2 separate regions of the Homo sapiens genome follow, and region 2 is linked to region 1. A link is an interaction called in ENCODE POLR2A ChIA-PET data of the cell type or tissue named here. Cell type or tissue: B cell. All regions are shown on one strand.

Region 1 (2,500 bases):
GACCTTACCAGATGCCCAATTTTGAACCCAGTCTTAAAGATGTTTGGTAGACATCAGCTGAAAACCAGCAGAATCATGAAACAAATAGACCTTTTTTCTTTATAAATTACCCAGCCTCAGGTATTCCTTTATAGCAACACAAAATGGACTAAGACACAGATCAGTTAACATGACAACTCTGCAAACAGCACCAACTCCAAATTTAGTTAAAATATCTAATCCATTAGCTAGTTACAGCTCATGTCCACTAAACATCTTTTTTTTTTTTTTTTTTTTTTTTTGAGACGGAGTCTCGCTCTGTCGCCCAGGCTGGAGTGCAGTGGCGGGATCTCGGCTCACTGCAAGCTCCGCCTCCCAGGTTCACGCCATTCTCCTGCCTCAGCCTCCCAAGTAGCTGGGACTACAGGCGCCCGCCACTACGCCCGGCTAATTTTTTGTATTTTTTTAGTAGAGACGGGGTTTCACCGTTTTAGCCGGGATGGTCTCGATCTCCTGACCTCGTGATCCGCCCGCCTCGGCCTCCCAAAGTGCTGGGATTACAGGCGTGAGCCACCGCGCCCGGCCCACTAAACATCTTTAAAGCAAGCCTCTCCTCTTACCCAGCTATGGTACATTCAGAGTCTCTCATGTGGCAATTCTCAATGAACTGCTTTTATTGTTAAGGCCAAAAGGTTTTTTCCGCCCACCTCCAAAAATCCTACAGCATTCCTCAAACTGAAAACTGTCTTCTGAGTAATGTTACTTCCTCTTTCTAACAGCCACTCGAGCAGGATAAAAAAACTACCACTTTTAATTTCTAAATTGCCTTTTTGTGGAAAGGCTGAGAGGCTGAGTTTTCTTTTCTTTCCTTTTTTTTTTTTGAGACAGGGTCTCACTTGTTGCCCAGGCTAGAGTGTTGTAGCACAATCATAGCTCACTGTAGCCTTAACCTCCTAGGCTCAACTGATCCTCCTACCTCAGCCTCCTAGCTTGGACCGCCTGCATGTGTCACCATGCTTGGCTAATTTTTAAAATTTTTTTAGAGATGGCAATCTCACTATGTTGCCTAGGCTGGTCTCAAACTCTTGGGCTCAAGCAATCCTCCTGCCTCGGCCTCCCAAACTGCTGAGATTACTTCCTCTCTCAATGTTTACTTGGCTTTATAACACTACAAAAGACAGATTTAATATTTTCCATTTTATAGAAAGTGAAACTAAAGCTTAGAAAAAAAATAAGGTTAGAATCCAGATGTCCTGGTACCTTAGTAATCCTTTGTAACATAATTTACATCTGTCTAGTTACACTGCTGTGAGTTGGGAAGAAAAAAAATATTAGGGAGATGGCTGCTTTAGGGGAATCAAAGTTATTCTACCTGGACCTGAGATAGCAAGGCAACCTAAATCTACCAAACTCTCCCCCTTTCTGGGATAAGGAAGGTCTAATCAACCAATATTATCTATATCAATTTTGGCCTTAGCCCTGTATAAATATATATGACATGGAAGAGACCCATAAACTGTAGGAAATCTATGTCATTCAGAGAGAGCCCTCAGACTCTCTCCCCTTTGTAGTCTCAATGCAACCAATGTGACCACCATCCCTAGCTTTTATAAAATAAAATATAAATTTCCTGTCACCACACAATAAAATTTCCTTGGAAGAGGAAATTTATTCACACAGAAACTTAAATGTATGCATTAAAACAAGGCTTTTAACCAACACATATCTTCCTAACTTCTGAAAACAGAAAGCTACGCTTAAGAATCTTTACAAAAATCCTATAAAGTACACTAAAACAACATGTGGCTAAATAGAACATCCCATTTTTAAGCCTGTTTTATTGGAATATATGAATTTTGAACCTCAGATTTAAAAGAACCTCATGAAAGCATCTTCCGATTCATTGCTAGTTATAACCTATACTTACAAAAGAGGAAAAAGAATCAACAGTGATCAGACATGCTTATGACCTGAGTTTAATGGGATATGCTTGGTCTGATTGTTAGAGACAGTTCTAATGAGTGGGATCTCCCCTTGTCTTCAAGCTCTTCTCTAGGTAAATGTTTCTTTCTCATAGTATTAGAAAACAAAACTTAGTATCAGCCACTGGTACTTACCAAAGGAGTGACTGATCACTTCAAATAAGGCAAAGTAATTCACTGTCGTACTGTCCATGCCAACCTTTGCTGCGATAGCCTAAGGTTAAACAGGATAGATTGGTTTCAAGAAAATTAAGTCAGACAATGCTGTAGGAAAAAGCAGGTGTATGTCTGTGGAGGAGGGAAAGGGGAGAGGTTCTGCCATCTTGGCCTCACAAAAATTGCATTAATGGTCCATAGCTATCCTTCTTTGTATGTATGTGTACATGCATGCACGCATACATATATATGAAAGAAAAGGGAAAAAACACCTGTATCTGCCCCAACAGCTATTATCTCTAAATACGAGCTTCTCCCTTCCAGTGTAAGCTGATAATAGTCTCTCCTTAAATATCAGCTTCCCTCTCTAAAATAACTTCATT
Region 2 (2,500 bases), 120 kb after region 1:
GGGGGAAATGGGGAGTGACTGCTAATGGGTCAGGATTTCTTTATAAGGTAAGGAAATGTTCTAAAATTGATTTATTGATGATTGCACAACTCTGTGAATGTACTAAAAACCACTGAGTTACATACTTTAAATGGGGTATATGAATTATATCTCAATAAAGCTGTTCATAAAAAATTATATGAAGCTCATGGTAAGGCTTCAATAAATCACAATTCTAATTTAAAAAATAAAAGAGAGTGAGGCTCTGGAAAGACTTGGCATTAAACTACTTGAGCTTCTGAGGTCCTAAAGGAATGTCACCTATTCCACAGTAAAGACAAGTCTTCAGATTGCAGCTGATAAAAAAATTCCAAGTCCACCCGGGTGTTGGAGAACCTCTCTGGCCAAGACAAATCCAAAAAAAGAAAAAGAAAAAGAGAGAGAGGATGAAAAAAATGCAAATAGTTCCCAATTAATGTAGATAAATTTTAAAATGCATTAAAGTAATGGTAAAGACAATAAAAAGATGCTGTAGAAAAAAAAAAAAAAGAAAAAAATGCAAATATTCGAAAGAAAGATAAAACTGATATATTACTTAAAGAAACCAGAGCAGCAGGGGACACCAGCTGCCTTGGTCATGAGGTCTAAAAAAGAAGAGGAAAGATGCCCAGAGAGAGATGCCAAAATATGAACCCTGACCCATCACCAGTCTAAGACCAGTACTGGCTGAGTCAGGACTAGCAAAGGTTACTCAGGTCTTCACCCTGGGTCTATCTGTAGGCCTTCCTCTCACCCCTGGGACTCTCCACTGGTTGAGGGACCTGGATCATCAAGGAAACGAGAAAGAAACAGGAATAAACAAAAGTCAGCATAATGAGGAGGAGCAAACCTTGCCCAAACCAGAGAGTTCCCAGACTCTTCCTCCATCCCTTGGCTGGTTGCTTATAGGAGGTTAAAACAGTCTAGTCTAAGCCAGTAGAAATAGAAAATAATAGCTAACCTCTGAGTACTTACCACATGCCAGGCACTGTGCTTCATATTTTATGTGTATTATCTAATTTAATCCTCACAACTACCTTATGAGAAGGGTGCAATTATTATCCCAGTTTTACAAGTGAGAAAACTAAGAATGAAGAAATTAAGTAATTTGCCTAAGTGAGCTTGGGCAAAGCAGACATCAAAGCCTGATTAGAGCCCACCTTAGTCAGATTCCCAGAGCCATGCTCTTTTTTTTGTTTGTTTGAGACGGAGTTTCACTCTTGTTGCCCAGGCTGGAGTGCAATGGCGTGATCTCGGCTCACTGCAACCGCCACCTCCTGGGTACATATGATTCTCCTGCCTCAGTCTCCCAAGTAGCTGGGATTATAGGTGCGCACCACCACACCTGGCTAATTTTGTATTTTTAGTAGAGATGGGGTTTTGCCATGTTGGTCAGGCTGGTCTCGAACTCCTGATCTCAGGTGATCCACCTGCCTCAGCCTCCCAAAGTGCTGGGATTACAGACGTGAGCCACTGCACTCAGCCCAGAGCCATGCTCTTGACCACAATGCTATTAACAGAAACTAGTTTATTACATTACCAAAAATTGTAATACAATTACACTGGGAGGATGGGAAGGAAGCATGTCAGGGGTGGGAGTATAGATTTTCCTATAATTCCTACAACAGAAGTCAATAGATGTCTAAAACTGATAAATCAATTAAAATCACTGTAAGCATATTATTTAGAAACATGGAGGTAAACACAAAACAGCTCAAAGAGTAGAAAGTGGTTACTTCCATGGAGCAGAACTTGGAGCAGGGGACTGCTATTTTCTTTTAAAAGCCTTTTGATATTATTGATACTTTGATACTTTAAAATCATGCACATATGTGATTTTAAATGTCCGAGATCACGTCGTTGCACTCCAGCCTGGGCAACAAGAGTGAAACTCCTTTGATAAAAAGTGATTTAAGAGGCCAGGCACGGTGGCTCACGCCTGTAATCCCAGTACTTTGGAAGGCCGAAGCGGGCAGATCATTTGAGGTCAGGAGTTTGAGACCAGCCTGGCCAACATGATGAAACCCCATCTCTAGTAAAAGTACAAAAATTAGCTGGGCATGGTGGCCCATGCCTGTAATCCCAGCTACTCGGGAGGCTGAGGCAGGAGAATTGCTTGAACCAGGGAGATGGAGGTTGCAGTGAGCCAAGATTGTGCCACCGCACCCCAGCCTGGGTGACAGAGTGAGACTCCATCCTCCCCCTCCCACCGCCCAAAAAAAAGGTGATTTAAGGCCAGGTGCAGTGGTGCACACCTGTAATCCCAGCACTTTGAGAGGCCGAGGCAGGAAGATTACTTTAAACCAGGAGTTCAAGACTAGCCTGGGCAACATAGTGAGAACCCATATCTACGAAAAATGAAAAATTAGCTAAACATGTTGAGTATGCCTGTGGTCCCAGCTACTTGGGAGGCTGAGGTGAAAGGATCCCTTGAGTCCAGGAGTTCAAGGCTGCAGTGAGCTATGATCACACCACTGCACTC

The links. Peaks named below come from ENCODE experiments on the same cell type or tissue, not always from the same donor. Only the 100,000 strongest peaks of a DNase experiment are listed, where the experiment ranks them.
Region 2: POLR2A ChIA-PET joins it to region 1 with 11 read pairs; 4 of 35 experiments call an interaction of 5 or more read pairs at or near these places.

Annotation. Positions count from the first base shown.
Region 1 is chr1:151,665,608-151,668,107 of GRCh38, reverse strand. It overlaps SNX27 (sorting nexin 27), which reads right to left. Exons shown (of 12, transcript NM_001330723.2): 6 at 2,097-2,175. Among named protein-coding and RNA genes, the nearest start is that of CELF3, 50 kb to the left of the region's middle. In B cell, no CTCF peak of the experiment used is centred here; no DNase peak of the experiment used is centred here; H3K27ac peaks cover 777 bases.
Region 2 is chr1:151,544,032-151,546,531 of GRCh38, reverse strand. The region is part of intron 1 of TUFT1 (tuftelin 1); the gene reads right to left. MIR554 (microRNA 554) reads right to left here and starts at 736; the gene lies at 641-736. In B cell, no CTCF peak of the experiment used is centred here; no DNase peak of the experiment used is centred here; H3K27me3 peaks cover 570 bases.